2 separate regions of the Mus musculus genome follow, and region 1 is linked to region 2. Evidence: chromatin loops called from intact Hi-C (ENCODE). Cell type or tissue: heart. All regions are shown on one strand. Each heading gives the region's core, and the rest is flanking DNA. Links, peaks and the distances in the headings are about the cores only.

Region 1 (10,806 bases), core at 2,802-7,801, 95 kb before region 2:
TTGTTATCACTGTCTTCAGAATTCCAGTGTGTCCTTGGCACTTGTCTGTCTGTTCAGTGTAGCCCCTTTCCAGTGCTCAGTCACCTCTGTGAGTAGTGGCTGCTGGACCCTGTTAGAGTAGCTGAAAAGATGGGGGAAATGTTCCTGGTGTTCCCCCCACCCCTTTTGTGAATTGATGTTCTCTCTTGGGTTTGAGCTCCATCCTTGGGGAGGTATTGAGTAAGAGAAGCTGGCTGGAGAACTATATGTGTGTGCCTAAGCCACTTGAGCCTGAAAGGTACCTAGTTAGTTCATTGGTGAACTAACTCTACTTAGTGCAAGCTTCTAGGTAGTTCATTGGTGAACTCCCGGGGCTTGCCTTGTTCAGGGATCCTAGCAAACTGCACCGTTCCAACCCATCTCTAGAAGAGGCAGCAAGACAGGGCACCCTTGGAGAGACTTATGTTTCCTTTATGATGCCCCAGCACAAAGCCTGGCCCCAGGAAGATGTGTTGTACCGAGATGGACAGAAATATGCACGATGGACTGGTTTAGGGGGCCAGACACGATGGGGTTATGGAGAACCAACGGAGAGAGCGAGAGAATAGTGTGGTTGATTTTGATTGTAGCATCAATCAACAAGGGAAGAATTTCCAGGCTCAGAGACTGAGAGAGAAGCAGTTGCGTCACTGGGCCTCGGAGGCTGGAGTATGGACAGGAGTGCTGGCTGTCACCTCATTATCTCTTGTTCTCAAGTTTAAATTCTGTTCTTGAGACTAGGAAGCTATAGAAGGTTTAGGGTTTTGTTTTCCAGAAGATGAAATTTAAGCTTAATTTAAACTCTCTTGTTTTAGCACAAAGCCAGAATTTAAAGGCCTACTTTCTCAAAGTGATCTTGGGGCCATTTTTGGAATCGTTTCTGTTATCATTTGGTGGGAGGGAAGGTTATTCACGAACGTTCAAAGTAAGAAGTAGCTTAAAAGCTCTCTTTGGCTGGATTCAAAACTCACTGTTTGCAAAAATTATAGGCCTGGGAGGTTAAGTTTCACTCTCTCAGTTGCTAATGGTGCCCCAGGTTCACTCTCAGAGGGCCTCTGGAGGAGTGGCAGGAGGGAGGGGGAGTGTGCCTCATCCCTAGAGAACTGTGCACTGTGCCCAGCTCTCAGTATATCTAGGCTCAGGTTGCAGCTATGGGCTGCCCGGGTAGGCATGGTACAGAATTGGGGCAAAGGCCTCCTCCCTCATTTGAGGTGCCCATGCACGGAGGGTCTGGTCTTCCTACCCCCGCTGTAGAGTACTGCCCTCTGTGTCTTCCTTCTCAGCTTCCTCTTTGACATAGCCACCTCACCACCACAGAAGGAAGCATCCCTAAGGATTCTTTTCTGATATGTGTGTGTGTGTTCTTGTATGTGCTGGTATGTGTGCACACTCACATGGAGACCCGTGGTTAGCAGTGGTTGTTCCTCAGGTACCACCCACTGTATTTTAAAAAGAGGGTCTCTAACTAATGGAGCTCATTGAGTAGGTTAGGTAGTGACCCCTGGGGGTCCACCTGTCTCTGCCTCCCCAGTGCTGAGATTATAAGCACACCACACCCAACTTGTGTGTGTGTGTGTGTGGGGGGGGCTCTAGGGATCAAACTGAGGTCTTCAGGTTTGCTTGTTAAATTCTTAACCAACTGAGTCATCTCCCTGGATCCCCAGAGACTTACTTTTTAAAAAGTAATACAACATGGGCTGGAGGGATGGCTCAGCAGTTAAGAGCACTGGCTGCTCTTCCAGAGGTCCTGCGTACAATTCCCAGCAACCACATGGTGGCTCACAACCATCTGTAGTGGGTTCTGATGCCCTCCTCTGGTGTGTCTGAAGACAGCAGCGGTGTACTCATGTATACTAAATATATATATATATATATATTTTTTTTTTAAAGTAATACAACATCATCACTGGTGGGCACCAGGTTTAGAAGGGGACTTGTTTGTGGACAGACAGAAACAGGGCTTTGAGTTTATACTTGAACTTGGGGCTTTGAAATCTGGAAGGTTTCATTAAGGGAATACTTACATTTGGAAGTATGGGACCGGAGGTTATTTTAAAGATGTAAGAAATAGATTTCGAAGTTCTTTAAGAGCTGAGATTCTATCTGGTGAAGAGCTCTAAGTGTAATTTTGTTGTTTGCAATCGGAAGTGCAGATTTGAAACCAGAAACCGAGCAGGTAATCTTGTAGTCACTTGGAACAAAACAGCTTTTGTTCAATGAGTGTGAGGCACCCTCCTAAAGACAGCTTGTGGGCTTAAAATCCTAGCTGAGGGGCCAGGGATGGAGCTTTGGGCTAGGATGCTTTCCCAGCATGCACAGGGCTTTGGGTTTGATCCTCAGCATTGCAAGAAGAGTCAGCAAGGGGCAGCAAGCAAGCTTTTAGCGGGATCCTCTCTGTCCACTTCACTCAGAGGGCAAGTAGGCTCTCCCCTGTCATACTTTGGAGGAAATTTTGTTTCCTGTGACTATAGAAACCACATTGAATTTTTAAAAATAAATATGGGCCCATCGGAAGGGCCTTCCTGCACAAGACGTGAAGGGTGTTGCCATTCATTGGAAGGTCAAGGAGTGAATGAGGAGTTGTGCCCAATACACAGAGTGTTGCCTCATCTATAAAACCTGGCAGGAAGGCAGGGCAGTTAGGCAGAAAGGGCAGTAGGGTAGGGTATTCAGGGAACCTGGGTTCTGGCCCAACTGCTGCCTTCTTATGAGCGATCCCGCACTGGTATTAACTGATAGACACAACAAAGCATTTTGGAGCTCATAGCTGAAGGCCAGAGGGGGAGGAAGAGAGGCTCCTGCAGTCTCTCACCACAGCAGCTCCTTGTTTTGTTTTGTTTTGTTTTGTTTTGTTTTTATGTTCTGGAGTTCTAAAGAAAAAAAAAAACCAGTTTTTCTTTTTCATAAGAATGCAGGTTTAGCTAAAAGCACTGTTTCCTACAATCAATGTAGGTAGATTCGAGATAGGTAGACTCTCCCTGCCTTCTTCCCGAAGCAGGTCTCACTTTGTTAGCACTTCTCAGCATACACACCCGTCTCTATGCGACCCAGTCATAATCACAGCAAATACTTGCCGTTCATGTCGTACCGAAAGACTGACACCAGCCCACCCCACCCAGCCAGCATGCAAGTGTTTCTCCACCAGACATTTATCAGGCAGGAGAGACCTGTCGCAATGAGAGTTGGTCCCTGCATGCAGAGAGCCTGCAATTAGCGAGTGACTACAGACCTGAGATTGGTAGCAGCAGTCCTCCATGATAAGGTTAAGGAATGAGAAGAAGGAGTTATTATTTTAGGACAGGTCAGAGAACACCTCAGAGGAAGGAAGGCTTGAGTGGACTCCCTCCTTCCGCTAACAGGATTTTATTGAATGATTTATACTGTGCCAGGGACCTCTTGAATGCAAAGTAAGCATCAAGAACAATGCATAGAAGACCTCTTGTCTTAATGGAGTCCATGGGCTTGGAGTAAAATTGATCTGATGGATTGGTAGCACCACCCTTGGTAGGCTCCTTGTCTACCGCCAACCCTCTTGTCTACTCGACAGCGCCTCAATAAAGCATTTGGTATGTGTGGGCACATTCAAGTGTGTGGTGTGTGCATGCGTGTGTGTGTGTGTGTGTGTGTGTGCACATGTATGTGCATGTGTGTGTGAGCACATGCTCAGATTTCTGATTATGAAATGAACTCAAATGTATAAAAGAGACTTTTGAAAGAGAATTCACTTCTAAAAATGTCATTTAAAAATAATTTTTTAAATTTTAATCACCTTGGTGTTTTGCCTGCATGTATATCTGCGTGAAGGTGTCAAGATCTTGGAGTTACAGACAGTTGTAAGCTGCCATACGGGTGCTGAGAATTGAACCCAGTATTATGGTATGTCTTGGTTTTACCACTAAGCACTGAAACTCAGTTCTCTTGGAAAATAGACTATCCTGTCACGTGGATGCATTTTAATGGAATTCTGCTTTCTCGTTGGACAGTTCTGAAAACAAGTTGTTTTTCTGTCTTTTGTTTTATGTGTATGGGTTTTGTGTTTGTTTTGTTTTTTCAAGACAGGGCTTCTCTGTGTACTTCTGGTGGTCCAGGAAGTCACTCCATAGGCCTTGAACTTGCAGAGATCCATCTGCCTCTGCCTAGAAGGTGCTGGATCAAAGGGGACTTAGAGTCACCACCGCCTGGCTCTAAAGACTTCTTTGAAAGATGTATTCAGACTCCGAGACACTGTAAACATCCCAAGGCTCCTGGTAGAAGGATCCAGTTGTTTTTTAGAATGCTGTGTACATTCATATTCCCATCAGAGCGTGTGACTGTGTCCTAGCTAGGATGATCCGGCTAGTGTCCAGGTCCGTCCACACAAGATAACAGGTCTCAGGAGGGTCCAGACTGGCTCTTCTGCTGCCGGCCGGCCACAGGCTTGTAGTAAATGTTGTTGACATGTGTTTGAATGACGGAGCCCAGGAGGGTTTATCAGACAGTTGAGGAGACAGTTGTCACCAGGGAGCACTTTTCCCACAGGCTTTGAAGGAAAGGGAAGCTCGGGTGTTGGTGACAAGCTTTGGTGACACGGCCACTTCTCTAGTTGTAGATTGTCCTCAGGGCTGAGATGGATGTGCTGGCTTACCCATCACCCTTTCATCTGTTCTAAGTTAGTCTTCCCAGTAGCTGCTGAAGTGTTCTGTCCTCATCCTTATCTTTACGTAGACTCAGTTAATGGCAGGTAACCCAGCTTATGAGTGATGGAAGCATACTGTACTGTGGCTACAGGTGCCCTGTTGAGAACGCTGTTCTGTGTACGGTTAGTGTCTGTGAGGAGCACTTCCTGTAATGGGGGGGAGAGCAGGGGGTGTCTGTCAGGGAGTGCTATCCTCCCAGGGTTCATACCTGAAGCCTGTCCCCAAGCAGACAGCATTAGGAGGTTGGATGTTGGGACGTAGACAACTGATGATGTGCACTTAGAGCCTCTGTACAGGGCAGTCCCATGACTGACGATTGCCTCTCAAGAGGACATCGTGAGACCCCGGGTGCCTCCACTGAGTCCTGTATCTTCCGTGATTCCATCTTGGACTTCCCAGCCTCCAGAGCCGAGCAGTGAATGTCAGGTTTTTTGCAAGCCACCCAAGGCAAGGCATCTTGTTAGCAGCCTACCAAGTGAGACAAGGAGCACGCCTCCGGTTGGCAGGCGGTTGGCGGGTGAGATGTTGTCTCAGCCGACCAAGATGATGATGTACCCGTGGTTCTCAGCTGTTGATGGAAGAAGCCCGGGTGTGGGGGCTGCTTCTGATGAGGGCCAGGCGCCTCTACAAGGCATGTGTCACTCTTAGAAGAGAGATGGTTATCAGTGCCCTGGCCTTGGATCCTTTCCCAGAAGCCCTGTGTTGATGATGAAGTCAGATCAGGGGAACAGACCTTCTAAAAGGGAAGTGTGGGTGGGAGGTAGGAGGAGAGGAGAAGAGAGAAACAAAACAAAATCCAACCCCCCCCCCCCCAGATGCGATAGGGCTTTCCCTGTGTGTGCTCTGTAGCTATGCCTACAAGGCAAGGCTTAACGTATTGTAACCTAATCAGCCTCTTGAACAATTACAAAACAAACTTTAAAAACAGACAGGATAAACATTTGATACATTTTGACTTTCAAGTTACTCCTTTGAAATTGTGAGAGGACTTCACTCCTGGGTGTTAAAGCAACACTCATGCACGCCACTCCAGGACCTCACCACAAGGTCACCCCTCTTGCCCACAGTCTCTGCCCACCCATACAGATACCCTTCAAGGACCCACAGGTCCTCTAGGCCCTTTAATGTCCCCAGCTCTGAGGTGCTCCCTCCAGCTCTCCTGGATCTTCTCTGCTGTGACACTGACTGTCCAGCAGCTGTGGTAGAAGCGACTGAGAGGAAATGAGAATGGGGCCAAAATAGCCAGTTATTAGGTTTCCTGTTGCAGAGGATGTGGTCGGTTGACTTTGGTTATCTGTGAGTCTGGCCCAGGGACTGGGCTCAGCTAGCAGTTAAACATGTGGGGGGAGCACAGGCTTGGCTCCTCTGACAGAAATTATCAGAGTCCTCAGGACCCCCCCCCCCAGGAAAGCCAGTGGGGTTCAGCCCTGCGCTACATATGATTTTACGTATGGCCAGGAGCAGTAGCAGCCACTTTCCAGAGCTTCGGGAGGCAGTAGCCCTTTGGTGCGGGCATGTGTGCGCATCTGTGTAAATGTGTGCATGTGCGCATGTTGACACATGGTTTGATATTTATTTATTTATTTACTTACTTACTTATTTACTTTGAGACAGGATCTCACACTCCAGTCCAGCTGGCCTCGAACTTGTAGCAATCCTCCCGCCCCTGCCTTCTGAGTGCTGGTACTAGAGGCACGAGGTGTGATACCCACCGTATGATCAGGTTCTTTGGTGAGTGGGGGCACATCCATGTCTATGCACACATGTGTTTGCATGTGGAGGGCAGGGGCTGATATCAGCTGTCTTGCTCAGTCACGGCACATCCACCTGACAGGCTGGCCAGTGAGCCCCAAGGATCCTCCTGGCTCTGCCTTCTCCGTGCCCGGGTGGTAGGCACACTGCACTATACCGCTTGTATGAGTGTTTATGTTTTTAAACATGGGTTCTGGGTGGGGGATGCAGCTCAGGTCTTTATGCTGGCTTGGCAAGCTCTTTATTGACTTCTGTCTCCCCAGCCGCATGGTTTGGTTCTTCACACCTAATGGGCAGGGCAGAGCCTGTTTCCAACCCCAGCTAAGCCTTGAAGAGCATGGCCGTGCTTCTATGTGTTCCATGGATCCCATGACACCTCTGGTGACGCTCCTTTCCATTTTCCCAGCCTCACCTACAGTGTGCCAGCTGGACAGTGTGATGCCGCCACCCTGCCAGAGCCACTGTCACCTCTCCCTTGGGGATTTATAGAACTGGAAGCTGCTCCCCACCCTTTCCTATCCTTTACCCCCAACCACTTGCCCGACCTTGGCCTAAACTGCTGAGAAACGTTGAAACCTGTGCACTCTCTGTGGCTTCCACTGCACCCCAGACCGAAAGCCGAGTCCTTGCTTTGACCTCAAAAGGCTGTTTTCCTGTCTTGGGCTCCAGGCACACTTGCTTGCTCGCTTACCTTTCAGTTCCTCACAGGAACCAAGTTCTTATCGGTGCTGGTGCTAGGAGACTTGGCGTTTTCTGTTTCCTCTGCTTTAGAATGTTCTCCCACACCCCTCAGGTCTTGTGGCTTTCCCCAGTTTTCTTGTGTCTCTCTATCATTTCTGCTTTCATATCAGGTTCTTTGGTTATAGCTTCCTACTGTGCACAGTGTTTCTCCATTGTTCTGTTCACATCGTGATCCCTCAGTGTCCTGTCCGTCATTCTTTTAGGGTTTGCATAATAAGAGAGAGTGTGGTGGTTTGAATATGCCTGGCCCATGGGAAATGGCACTATTAGGAGGTGTGGCCATGTTGGAGTGGGTGTGGCTTGGAGGAAGAAGTGTGTCACTGTGGAGGTGGGCTTTGAGATCTTCTAGTGCTCAAGCTCTGCCCAGTGCAGAAGAGAGCCCCCTCCTTCTGAACAAGATGTAAAATTCTTGGCACCTCCAGCACCATGTCTGCCTGCACGCTGCCTTGCTTCCTGCCATGATGATAATGGACTGAACCTCTAAACTGTAAGCCAGCTCCAATTAGATGTTGTCCCTTTTAAGAGTTGCCTTAGTCATGGTGTTTCTTTATAGTGATGAAACCCTAAGACAGAAGTGGTTGACCCCTAAGTCACCTGAGTCCCCCATAGTCTAATGCATTTGTAATCTTGGTTTCCAGTTGGTTGCTACTGTTTGAGGCTTAGGAGGCGTGGCCTTACTGGAGGGAGCCTGTCAGTGGGGAAAGGCTCACACGATTTCCTGTTTGCCCTCTCTTCATGTGTGAGGTTTAAGATGTGAGTCCTCAGCTCAGCAGAGGCATGGTTCTGCCACCATGCCTCTGCTCCGCCATCAGCTTATCTGCCTGGAATCGTAAGCCCAAATAAACTCTCCTCTAATAGGTTACCTTGGTGGTAGTGTTTTGTCACAGCAGCAGAACAGTCACTGATACAGAGGGGTTTCTGGGTTTGTATCCTGCCACTTGTATTCCCTAGCTCTGGCCCCTGTAGATTGGGTGTTCATGAAAGTAGGATGTCTGGCAGAAAGGAAGAAAAGCAGATGGACGATGGAGGAGGTCTGCAGCTTGCCTAGCCTGACCTTGAGGCTGATCTGATGGAGGAGGCAGAGGCTGAGACTGCCATACAGCTGCTCTTGAGATGGAGGTCTGACAGGTACATGCTAACTGCTCAGACTGTGGAGGATTTGACCCTAGGCTTGACTGCCAAGGTCAGACGATTCTCCACATCCCATTCTTCTTTTGACCACAGTTCCTGCTGGAAACTGGCATTACACAGGATTGGGATTCATTGGTATGGTTAGAATGAACCTTTTCCCTAATGGTTCCCTATCTGGATGCTGCTTAGAGGGAGATATCAGAGACAAATTATCTTTCATTTGGTCACTGCCAAGGATGAGAGGGCCCTAGGAAGAACTGCTTTCAGGTGCCTGTTGGCTTGAGACAACAAAGGAGACAGTCCCATCCTGGCAATGGATCAGTTTTCACATTAGCATATTAAATGCTCTGAGAGGTCAAGAAATCTATTTAAGGGGAGTGGGGTGGGTGGGAGGGCAAGAGGATGGGGGGATGAATTGGGGATGAGGGAATGGAGGGGGTTGAGCTGGTGGGGTTGGCACAAGCCATTAATCCCACCATTCTGGAGGCAGAGGCAGGGAGGCCAGCATGGTCTACAGAGTGAGTCCAGACAGCTAGGGCTACACAGAGAAACCCTGTCAAGTTCTCCACCTTACACAGCCACACTAATTAGCTGTGGAACATCAGCTTTTTGCAGATGCTGTTTAGACTGGAGGGATGGAGGGGCTGATGGAGACAGGGACCCTAAGCTGTTTTCATCTTTGAGATGGCTATCACATTAGATCCCCTTGGCAGCAGTAGCCTGAGGGCTAAGTTTGATGGGGTCATGCACACAAGAAGTTGTGACTCAGTCCAGACATGTGGGTTGTCATGGATACACACCTGTGTGGTTACCAGCTCAAGGGTGAGGGTGGGATGGGAGGGGTGGGGAACAAGTGGTCCCACACAGTCCCACATACAATCCCATGTTTGATAGCATTATATATCACACGCATACAGAGGACAGAGTAGAAGTGGGGTGAGGGACTGGAAGTGCAGCCGGGCCGTGCTCACTGAAGACTCTCTCTGTGTTGAGGGGGCTCCCGGAGCTGAGACAGGATGACTGAGTGGGGTTTGGAAAGAGCATAGCAGAGGGACCAAAGTGGGTTTTCTTTGGGCACTACAGATGCTTGCCAACACTTCTGAGATGTTTAATTCACTAGACTGCCCTTCACAATTAGGAGGCAAAGGCAGTCTTAAGTAAGTTGGGGGGGGGGTCTGGCAATATCAGTATTTCTTTTAGACCTTCCCACATGGAGCTCTATAGGAAATTTTAGAAGAAAATTGCCCCTCAGACAGAGGTTTCCAACCTTTCCTGGGTCTGAATGTCTTCCCCAGACCGCGGGAGGTAGGTAGCCAGTTGGCAGTGGGTTTCCTGATCTGCTATGGGGGGGGGGTCACTGATCCCTGATCTTATTTTGAGACAAAGACTGAGTGCTCCAAAGTGCCTGACAGCAAAGCATTGACCTGGAGGAGAAGTGGCTGCCACCCCCGTGGACATTCATATCTGGTTAAGGAGTGTGTGGGAGCTGCAGTAGGTTCCCTCTTTACCCCTAGCCCCAATCTTGGGGCGTGTATTTGCTGAGCTGGTGAACCTGCAGTGCACTGGTATGCTGAGACTTTCACGGTCTGCACACAGATTCCCTCAGACTCATCTTCACTGTCTGGCCCTTGTCAGGACAAAGTGTCCTCTGTGTTGGGTTACCATAGGACCTTTACAATAAATGTGCAGAGCATGAGTCAAAAGACCAGATCCCAGACTTCTACGTACCGTTCTTCTTCTGGGGTGTTCCCGGCTGAAGCCCCACACACCACTCTCTGCCGCGGTTGGCCTGAAGCTTGGACCGTCAGATAGCAAAACGTGTCTTTCCTCTTTCTGTCCATCTCTGTGTCTGTCTCTGTGTCTGTCTCTGTCTTCTCCCAGAGGCCTCCTCTGCTCAGCCTCAGCACTTCCCACTCCCCCTTCCCCCTGACTTTCACTCTTCTGGGTTCCTTCCAGCCCACGAGGCTTCCAGTCATGCCTGCTTAACCTTTAAGATTCTCTCTTTAGGGAAACTCTGATCATTAATTTGTATCCTGGAACAGATGTGTGCCAGTCTTAGACAGTCTCCCCAGCTCTCTCTGCATCCAGGAGGAGAAAGGGTTTTAAGTCAATGTGATGTTTATTTTTAACTAAGGGAGAAATGAATCTTCAATGGGGGGGGGTGTCACTCTATATACAGAACACATGGCTATGTGAACATGAATCTGAGGGGTGGTGGTGGACATGGGTGTTCCCAACTTTTGGAAACAATGAGCACCTTCAGCGTTGGGGATGGGGGAGTCTGGATTTCTGCCTGTTGGTGGCACAGCATGTTTGGGCTGGGGGCTCCCTAATTGGAGCTTGATGTGAGACTTCACAGCCCAGGCACGTAGGAAGGACTTGGAAGGCCCTGGGTTGTTCCTGGTGTATTTGGCCCCAGAGCCTGTATGGAGGGCGTGTCCCTGGAACTTTATAGTCATGCTTCACCATGGTGAGTGTTTAGTGACCA
Region 2 (10,806 bases), core at 3,281-8,280:
ACTGGGCATAGAGGGCACTGAAGCTAATATAGCCACCTGCGATGGGTACTTGCTCTGTCCCAGGACTGGTGTGCACAGACGGCCTTGTCTGTTTTTTTTGGCAGACCAGTCAGAGGAAAGGTGACTATCCCATCTCCTGTCATCCCTCCTCACAGCGATAGTGAGTGTTGTGTTAGTGAAAGGCACATTCACTAACACAACCAGAGGAGGGCACTGGTAAGTGAGTCACTATCCTTTAAGGGCATCTTGGGCACACTGTCTGGCCTCTCCAGCCCATCAAGCAAACACTCTTCAGGAAGATCACCCCATTTCCTGTGGATGTAGTTTTCTGGGTCTAGTTTCCTTTACAAGTGGCAGTTGTGCCCCGTCCCCGCGCAGTCCTTAAGCAGGGTTTGTTTTTGAAGAAGCAGCCCTGGTTAGCGGTGGGCTGCGGAGTTTAAGATGGGGACATGCTGATGAGCTTAGACAGCATTGCCTTCCTGAGTCATCTCCAGGCTTAACGCTGGGCTGAGCTCCCCTGCACATTCTCATAGTTTCCTACCAGCTCAGCTGCCGAGCCTGGAACAGTGTAGTCACTGAGGCAAGTGGCAAACTCTCTGATCGCTCTAACCTGAACGGCTCCCAGAAATGGTGTTCGCAGCTTTTTTTTTTTTTTTTTTTTTTTTTTTTTTTTTTTTTTGCTGAGTGTCTCTTTGGTCTTAGTAACAGGATGGTAAAAATGAGACCATTTATTTTTTTATGACAAGAAATTCACCTAACAGCAAGAAGCACCTTCTGTTTTTGTTTTTGTTTTTTGAGACAGGGTTTCTCTGTATAGCTCAGGCTGTCCTGGAACTCACTTTGTAGACCAGGCTGGCCTCGAACTCAAAAATACACCTGCTTCTGCCTCCCAAGTGCTGGGATTAAAGGCGTGTGCCACCATGCTCGGCTCAAGAAGCGCCTTCTTAGTTATCTCGGATACATAGGCTAGGCCAGACACTTCCTGGGTCTTGGATTCAGCTCACTGAATATGTATGGTAAGCTCTGAGCTAGATGGTATTTCCCCTCTTATGGATAGAGAAGTGAAACTAATAATTGTATATGATTTATTTGAGCCCAGATCACTAGTAGGAAGCAGTGAGGATCCAACCACAGAAGGAACGGGGAAATTGCACGCAGTTACTAGTGACTGGTACTGGTGACTATTACCCTCGAAATCCTCTTGGCAGGAACCAACCCCCTCCTGCAAACAGATGTATATCCAACAAGGTTTTCCCTGGATAAAGAGTGAAATCAGCCCAGGGGCAGTTGCCTCTACTCTGACTTCAGCATCTGGGGCTTTCTTAGTGCACTGAAACCCCCAAACCATCCAAAGAACAATTGGTTAAGAAAAAAAAATCCTTCCCAGTCGATATTCTTAGCAAAATAGCCCTGTAATGTCTTATAATTTTCCTGGTTCTCTGCTGTCTCCCTGGCCCCAAAATAAAACATAATTGCTGATTGGATCAGCTGGCGCCGAGTCACCGAAAGTTCAGGAGTTGCCAACCACAGACTTGTGGGCCGAGCCATCTGCAGGCTGCCCCCGCTCAGTCAGTGCTGACCCACAGGGCAGAGAACTGCTCTCAGCTGGTTGAGAGGGTGTAATTGTCCCTGAATGCCATCGAGGGTGAGACAGCTTGTCCTCCTGCCTCCCCACCTCCCGGCCTCTCATGGCTTCCCTGAAATCTTCACAGTATCATTCATGCGGTTTGGCCTGCCCTGCCATGTCTTTCTTTAGCATGTGTGCCTGCCCTGTTATTAGAGCATTCTAAGGGGGCAGGGTGCGTGGCTCAGTGCTGGCCACGAACTTGCAAGCAGCATAGCTAGGTCTGAACGGGGCTTCCTGGAGTCCCTGGGTCCAGATGTTTAGGGATCTAGAAGTGTTCTGGGTGATGTGTTGCTGAATATGGCTGAAACTCTGCGGTCCTGCTCCCTCAGTTACGGGGCAGTCTCTTGGTGTGCTGAAGTGAACTTTCTCCTCCAGGGATGCACTGGATTAAGGATGGAGTGAAGAAGAAAGGGAGGAAGGAGAAAGACAGTTGGTGTTTACTGAACATGGAATACATATCTGTGACTATTCTAGACCTTTTCTAAACAAGGGTCATTGCTCTTGCTTTTGTTGGGTTGGAGATGGAACCCAAGGCCCCTTGAACACTGAGCAGCCATTTTTCCTACCAGTGACGCATGCTCCAACCCCTCACTGAGCCTTTACAAGTCCCCCTTCCAGATGAAGGTCTCTTGATAACCTCACTTTTTTAGAAGGTAGCTAAGTTTTTAAGAGGCTGCACAGTGCGCCAAGATCACGTACTACTAAATGACAGGACTGGGTCTTTCTTACCCTGCTAGCCTGTAGGAAGAGGGAGCCTTGACACGGCTCCTCCAGGTAGAAAAAAAAGCTTCCAGAAGACTCTCCTTCCCCTAATATGTCAAAGGCGAGGCATGGGCCCAGCCTGGGCATGGGGCCATGGACCCAGATAGCAGAGCTGAGGCCATGGAGTGGTGTGGAACCCACAGTAGATGTGCTATAAGCATTTTCAGCTGGCAGTTTCCTTTCTTCAGAGTCTGGTGTCCGGCCAAGGCAGGAGAGGACTTTATGTCCTGGCTTGGAGCTAGGTTAAGCAGAAGTCACCTCTAAGAACTCTGCTGTTGGATGGTGGTTCTCGCTCCTTAGAGGTGTCCATCCAGCTGAAAATATTACACTGATAGATGCTACCGTGGTGGAGGGCTGGAAGGAGTCTGTGGTTACGTTCCTCACCCAGACCTGGGTGGCGTTTTCTGCAGTGCTCAGCACATTTTGCTGGTCCTATGGGTTCTTAAAGAATAAACAGAAAAAAAGGTCCCAGAAGAGAGAGAGCAGGAAAGGTGAGAGAAGATGTAGTGTTAGCACCCCTCCCCCCAAGTCCTGTGCACAGTGGGGACTCTTAAGAGGAAGAGGCCTTTGAAGACACATAAGATGCTAGGAGAGACTAGCATTGCAGAGGACAAGAGCAAACAGCAGGTGCTGGAGCCTGGTTGGAAGGGACAGGAAAAGCCTTTAGTCCCAGGGAGATTGGGTCATAGTGTTCATCTTGAGAGAGAGGAAGTGGAGGTAGGTGGGCATCGGGGTCGCAGGGAGACCCTCAATTCATGAAGCAGGTGTACCTCTGACTCAGCTGCTTGTTGAGTGGAAGGGCTTCTCTACAGCTGGAGCCCCCCAACATTTGGCCTCAGCACCACTGTCTGTAAAGTGAAGGCATTGTGTTAAACCAGTGGCTCTCAGTTTTGACCACGCATGAGATGTGAAGAACTGCCTGGAGCCTAGGTCTTTCCCCAGCGGGGGCTGACTTTATCCAGTCTAGGACTTTGCCAGCATGTCCGAGGTTATTGTTCTGGGCTTCCGAGTTCAGCAGCACAGGGCTGAAGGGTCCTCTAGGGCCTTCAGTTACAGACACTTTTGAGTCTAAAGAATAGGCCATCTTGTGTTCTTGTTTTAACAATACACTCAGGCTTGAAGTCTTTCCATATGGAGGCAAATGTTGTCCTAAGGATAAGAGGGTCCCTGCTTTCTGCAGCTACCCACAGAAACTGTGCCCCAGATAACACATTGGGACAAGTTCCCCCTTGAAAGGAATACCCCAGCCTGTCCTTTAGTAAGCGAAGGGGAAGGACCAGACATCAGATGAGGTTTCCAGAGATCAGTTGCATCTTCCAAATAATCAGGAAGGGGGAGGCTGTCTGCTTCAGCAGTTTGCTGTTTGCAGAGAATGTTGGGGGTGGTACCTGCCTAGGAAGGCCAGAAAGGGCAGCCATTGTTCAGCCCTAACTCTGCTGCATTAATCTCTTCATTAGCAGCCACCTGGTAAATGATGAGCCTGTCTCATTATCTTGCTTTGACCCAACAGCTGTCCACCAGCCAAAGAGGGATTGATTTAGTTGTAGACTGGCTCCTTCTGCAGGGCTATTACCGATAGTTGGCCCAGCAGAATGGCAGCTGGCTAGCAAAGACGAAATATTACATTAACCTGTCCCTACCTATAGCAGTCTCTTGAGTGCTACATTATTCATGGCAAATGACATTAGGCCAGCGAGGATCTCTACAAAGCCAGGGACAGTGGGCTGTCTTTTTTTTTTTTTTTTTTTTTTTGCCATGGTTAGCAGCTCTATTATATTCAAGCAAAAAGCTACCCGGTCACATATCCAATCAAGCTAGGACAGGTGGAGACCTGGAGGGAGATGCAATTCAGGTCATAGGAGAAGATTGGATGCTTGAAAGAACTGAGGGATGCTAACCCAGGTATATGACCTGCGGCCATTACCGGACCTCCTCCACAAACCTGGGCTTCCTCATCTGTAGAGAATTAGAGGAAAATGCCTGTCATGCAGGTTTCTGCAAGTCAAAGACCTCACATTCCAAAGGCTCATTCAGTTAAAGGCTTGCCTCACAAGTAGGAGGGTCTGAGTTCACTCTCCCCCCCCCCCCAACTCGGTAGAAGGTGGAGCACAGCAGCGCACACCTGCACTCAGAACTCAGGGTGCACAGACGGGCATCTCTGGGGCTTCCTGCCTCTGAGGACACTCAAATCAGGACAGAGTTAGGAGTCACTCACTAAGCGCACAGTCTGTTTTGATTTATGTCGCATCTCAGGCTTTTTTTCGAGCTAGAGACACCCATTTCCAAGACCACGAATGCCTCTGTCTCCGTGAACAGTCTATGTACAAACACGTCCACTGCACACAGGTCCTAGACAGTGAGCAGACACAGAGGCGTAGTTTGAAAAGCTCCTGTAGGTGTGTCTGCCACAAGCCCCCTCTGTGATCACCTTGGGAATGGGGGAGTTAACGAAGCCCCTCCCTCTTGAGGTGGTGCGTGCTACCTGTGAGTTGGTGGCTAACTCTTGCTGCCTCTGTAGGCCATTGTTCTGTTTCAGACACAGAAGATTCAGGAACGCCCCCTTCTTTGACACGATCTATGGAAATATGGCGAGGAAGTGATTGGAACTACTGGGATTTTTCTGTGGCTCTCTGTGCGAACAGAACCTGACATATTTCCAGTAGGAGAAGCAGCGTTGGGATGGCGGAGTGACCTCAGCCATTGCCAAACGGTAACACAGCTGGACAAGCTGCCATTTACCAAGAGTTATTTCCTGAATTACCCTCAATTAGGAGAGGCCTCTTCATCATTTGATTTTTCTGTAAATTGCACAACGCGGGCAGCTTCTGGGCCAATTGGAATTTGACCTCAGATGGAGGCCAAGTGTACCAGAGCCTGGCTTCTTGTCAAGCTCTGTGGGTGCTGCTCTGTATGTGTGTGTGGCGGGGAATGAGGGAATGAGGGGAGGGGTCTCGTCCTCCCTGGACGCACCCTGGGCACTGGAGGTCTCAGGCAAGCGGCTACATGTTTCTCAACACTGGAGAGTTTGCTTATAAAATAGGAATGAAAAAAAACATGCAAAGGTTTTAGCTTTTTCAGACTTACGTTTGAAAACATACAGAGTTCTGGGCACCTGGCAGGCAGGCCAGGCTTGTTTGCGTGATGTGCTATTGCTGCTGCTGCTGCTGCTGCTGCTGCTGCTGCTGCTGCTGCTGCTGCTCCTGCTGCTGCTGCTGCTGCTCCTGCTGCTCATTCAGAAGCGCCCTCCATTGGGAAACACTTCCTGCTTTTCTTCCTCTGGAGATTTTTCTGTTAGCCTAGAGCTACAAAGCAAACAGGTGAAATACATTTTAATCAGATGTTTTATCCAGCCCAAGGCTCTCAAAATATCATTTCTACCTGTCATTGGTAAAAAAACAAACAAACAAACAAAAAACCAAAGGGAGTCTGTGTTCTGATTTCCTTACGCTGTCTGGAATCAATTTTGTGTACTGGACCATGTGGCCATTGAAGTGACATCACTGTCATTGCTTACTGGTGTGTCCCTGGGTCATTTGCACTGGCTTCTTGAGGTAAAGAGCCCTCTAGAGGAAAGGGACTGTGTCTTGTGTGTCTGGAACCTAGCTGGCTTCCTAGCTAGGCATTGGCAGGGACTCTTCAGTGTGCATTGAATTAGGTACCTTTCTCATTTATTCTAATAATTTAGGAGATACTGCCTATCAAGCGGCCACCGAAGGCATGGTGGCTGGAGGTACCACTGGCTCATAACATCTGGGTGTCAGACAGAAAGCGGGGATAGTTTGGCTGGAAACCCTGCCAGACTGCACTTCGAGACCTGTCTTCTGAAAACTACTCGCTTCCTCCAGTGAGGCCCCATCTCTTAAAACTCCCACAGACACCCCACCCCCCAAAATAGTACCACCAGCTGGGAACCAAGTACCCAAATTCAGGAGCCTACTGTGGACATTTCACATTCAAAATCTAATATGAGGTATTGAGGTTCTGAACACAGCTGCTTTTTCCTGGGTCCTGTGAGCTCAGCATGTGACCAGACACATGTGTCTTAGTTAGGGTCACTATTGCTATGATGAGACGCCATAACCAAAGCAACTTGGGGAGGAAGGGGTTTATTCAGCTTATGCTTCCATATCACAGTTCATCATCAAAGGAAATCAGGACAGAAAATCAAGCAGAGCAGGAACCTAGAGGCAGGAGCTGATGCAGAGGCCATGGAGGGCACTGCTAACTGCCTTGCTTCCCATGGCTTGCTCAGCCTGCTTTCTTACAGAACCCAGGACCACCAGGAACAAAGGCTGGTCCCTCCAGCATCAATCGCTAATTAAGAAAATGCCCTACAGGCTTGCCTATGGCTGGGTCTTAGAGAGGCAGTTTCTCATTTGAGGCTCCCCTTCCCTGACAACTCTAGCTTGTGTCAAATTGATATAAAACTAGCCAGGGCTCTGGGGTTCAGGGAAGAAGAGTCCCTCTGCACTGGGGCTGGGGCCTGTGCATGACCCTCTAAGAGCCTAAGTGCAGGCTGGAAAAGAATGAGTACCTGGGGTGTGACAGCCCTCGCTGTGCCCTTCCTACCAGCCACCCAGCCACGATGACAGGTCTTCCACAGCACAGTTTAACTGAAGGTGAGGGCATTGGAGCCCAGGTTCTAACTCCATCGGGCTCTAACTCTTCCTGTCACTGGCAGGACCAGACCACCTGAGAGGGAATTCAGGATCTCGGGGGCGGTGCCGGGGCCGGGGCTTTGATTTCCTCATCTGGAAACCGGAAATGAATTACTTAACCTCAGTTAACCACACTGTGTCACACAGCAGTTAAGACTTGGTAAAGCCAGATGCCCCTGGTAAGGGAATTCGGGGTACTCTTTTTAATCTCCCTGAGCCCCAGTTTCTTAATCTGTAAAGTGTGTGTGTGTGTCTCTGTGTGTGTGTGTTAGGGGTGCTGTCAGTTTCTAGATCTCTGAGTTGTTCCAAAATGGAATGAGCTGATTTCTTTGAAGTCCTCAGAACAATAGCATAACATACAGCCAAGTTTAGCAGCCAGTATTTTTTTTTTAACTTTAAAGTCTTCCCATAGGGTCCTCAGAATACCTCTGTCCCCAGTGGGTGGATTCAGGGAAAAAAATGGGAGAGGGAGCCTACAAGTACAGTCCCCCTTCCTGGCTTGGCTAACTCTCCCTCAGACTCACACAGGCACTTTGTTGAGCTAGACTGAGCACTCCCAAGCCAAGAGTGTGTTTGCGGAGGCTAGAGACAATGTCTGACTCAGGGAAGTTGCAGGAAGCTAGCACTTCTATGGGTTTGGAACTTTTTTTTGTTTCCTAAAATAAAAATAAAAATGTTAGGCAGCTGTTTTTAGATGTTCCTTTTTTGAGCATTCCCGGCCCAGACATAGTAACCATGTGTAAGTTTCTTTTTGGTTCATGTTCCTTGCCCACAAGGGCCTATTTCCGTGTTCTGCTTGTTCTTCAGATGTCAATGGAGGTGGTTTGGCAGCCATCTTCCATTCTGGTAAAGCCCTACCAGTACTGGTGTTGGCAGAGTGGTGCTGATGGAGAGTTCTGGGTCTGTCCCCTCATTAACAGGAGGGACCTGCCAGTGAGAGCAAGCCCGAGCAGGCTGCAGGCAGGCCAGGCCTTGAGCTGTCCATCCAGAGAGGGTCTGTGGCCCTGGTTAGTAATGGGTTCACTGGGCTTCTGTTGGTGAGAGCGCTGGCTCTGTATAAGCTGTGCATAGTTGCTAGCTGAGCGAATGAGCGGCAAGGCTAACTCACACAGACAAGGCACAAAGCCCTGGGTTTGCTTCCCAATTCTGCAGGAACGACAGCATGGTGGTACAGACTTGTAATCGCAGCCCTTGGGAGGGGAAAGCAAAGGGTTCAGAAATGGAAAGTTATCATTGTGGAACCTGAGGCCAGCCTAGGCTACAGGAGACCCCGTGTCTAAACAAACAAGGTCCAGGGAGACGCTTGGTTGGGCAGTGTTTGCCACACAAGCATGAGGGACCTGAATTCAGATCCCTATCACATTGATTTTAAGAAGGGGGTTAAAAAGAAAGCTGGCGTTTCGTGTGTCTTGTGGTGTCGTAGGTGTGGGGTTTGGTGTGGTGCCCTGTGTTGCAATCCCAGCATCGGGGAGGTAGGCAAACAAGGATTCCCGCACCTCACTGGCCTGTAGTCCTACAGAATCTGTGAGCTTCAGGTTCGATGAAAGCCCTGAGGCTAAATAAGGTAAAGAATTCCAGAGGAAGGTACCTGATAGCAACCACCAGACACACACACACACACACACACACACACACACACACACACACACCATAAACCAAACAGAACGTCCATTTGTTCCTCTGGAGAGAAAAGTGAAACACAGAGACCCATGGGTTTTGTCAATGGGACATTTCTAGTTTCTCCTTCAACAGCAACCAGAAAGACGGTTGAGAAGGAACCTAGTTCACCCACTGCGTAGGGACAATGTGAATGGAAAGACCCCTCCCTCTCTTACTACAGCGCGAGCTCAGCCATGCACTCAGCAGGCAGCTCGGCAGTTCTGTGATTGACGTTCTCAAGGCCCCGTATTCCCGGGCTGATGGGCTTGCTTGCAGATCACGTCCTGATTTGTAGGGAAGTTGCATGCTAGAAAAACGAGGAGACTTAAAGGCTGTCTTGAGACTTGTCCTTCAAAGGTACAGCCTAGCCCCCCACCCCCAACTGTACCCGCGTCCCCCTCGGTCTCCTACTGGCCACGCTTGTGATTTGCATCCCCTGAATGGTACCTCTCGGTTCAGAAACCCAGTTGCATCTCTCTGAGATTGCTTTCCTGTGACAGGGATAAATGAGCCAGTGTTTGAGACCGGGTGACTCTTTGAGGCACTGGGGAGTTCACAAGCGGCTGATACCTAATTATTCCTGGTCTTGGGGGAAGCAGCCTGAAAGAGAAGCTAAGATGGCAGAGAAGATCTAGGCCTTTCCTCCGGGAGTGGCCTCCCTCCTGTGTACCCTTAGCTCACCAGGGAATGGGCAGGAGCATCCTCTGAGAGCTGTGTAGTCAGTGAATGGCTCGCTCACCCTTTTCTTAATGAGGACCAGCTAGAGAAACAGAAAGCCCTTGTTTATTTACTTGCTTGCTCATTCATTCATTCATTCATTCATTCATTTTACTACATATAATAAAATGTCGTTTTTCCTCCTTGAGCAAGAAAATAGTTGTTTTGAGTTATGAGGGAAAATTGGCATGAAGAAAATCATAGCAGTGTGATTTTCTTTGTGCTAATAATAAGGTAGGGAGGGGCTGGGAATGTAGTCTCGTTGGTCGCGTGCTGGCCTAGCATGCACCAAATTTTGAGTTCAGTCCCCAGCGCTACATAAAATGGGGCATAGCATAGTACAAACCTGCCATCCCCAGACTTGGGAGGTGGAGGCAAAAGAATGAGAAGTTCAGGGCCACCCTTGGTCACATTGTGTGTTTGAGATAGCCTGGGTTATTTGAGATCCTACCTTAAAATAAACACACACACACACACACACACACACACTGCAGAAATTCAAGCTTGAGTTCTCTGAGCAGGGTGGGAAAGTTATCAGTGAGATCTCTGTCTGTCTGTCTGTCTGTCTGTCTGTCTGTCTGTCTGTCTGTCTTGGTTATGATGCTATAACTACAGCAGAGGGGAGCCCAGGATAAGCATCTTATTAAGATAAGGCCTTGCTGAAAGCAACACAGGCAAACTGCTGCCATTTGTCATCCAATTACTGCGCAGGTGTGGTCGAGCCAGCAGTTAAGAGAGCCCTGTCTCTATCAGGATCCCCTTCCGTTTTTTTGCCCGCTTGTCCAAATCCAACACAAACCTTGGAAAGCCCTTCACTCCTGACCTCAGGCTTTGCTCGGGGGATCCTGGACAAAAGCTACAGGACACAGACAACTGTCTGGGAGGCACCTTCATCCATGCTGAGGCAGAGGACCCTAGGGAGAATCAAAAGCTGAGCAGCCTTCAAGAACCCTGGGCTGCTTACGCCCTCAGGGAACGGGAGGCGGGCATGCGTGCCTTCCCTGACCTAGACGCCGGTCATTAGAACCCAAGGTCTGTGGCTGATGACTTTCCAAGCCTTGGTGGGCAGAATGCCCTCCCACATCACGGGAGTATACTGCTCACTGTGACTAAGGGGCAGCCACAAGGAGGAGTTTTAAGGTCAGGTTGTCCTGGACTCTCTAGGCAGATACACTGTGTGTCATAAACCATAAGATGGAGGGAGACAAGGCTGTCACAGTCAGACAGACAGACTGGGCGGGGATGCAGCTAGTTTTGTACAGAGCACGTCTAGCATTCATTAAATCCTCAGTTTGATCCCTAGCACCATGGAAACCAAGTGTGGTAGAGTAGGCCTGTAGTCCCAGCACTCGAGAGGTTGATGCAGGAGAATCAGGAGTTTAA

Evidence for each region. Peaks named below come from ENCODE experiments on the same cell type or tissue, not always from the same donor. Only the 100,000 strongest peaks of a DNase experiment are listed, where the experiment ranks them.
Region 1: a loop joins it to region 2, with 2.0 times the contacts of the local background. A loop is called at or near these places in 1 of 42 quality-filtered maps.

What each region holds. Positions count from the first base shown.
Region 1 is chr10:82,999,252-83,010,057 of GRCm38, forward strand. The region is part of intron 1 of Chst11 (carbohydrate sulfotransferase 11); the gene reads left to right. Among named protein-coding and RNA genes, the nearest start is that of Chst11, 19 kb to the left of the region's middle. In heart, for the core only: no CTCF peak of the experiment used is centred there; DNase peaks (open chromatin) are centred at 5,330 and 5,940; H3K4me3 peaks cover 585 bases; H3K27ac peaks cover 1,081 bases; H3K27me3 peaks cover 575 bases.
Region 2 is chr10:83,093,948-83,104,753 of GRCm38, forward strand. The region is part of intron 2 of Chst11 (carbohydrate sulfotransferase 11); the gene reads left to right. Among named protein-coding and RNA genes, the nearest start is that of Chst11, 110 kb to the left of the region's middle. In heart, for the core only: a CTCF peak has its summit at 5,948; DNase peaks (open chromatin) are centred at 7,130 and 7,572.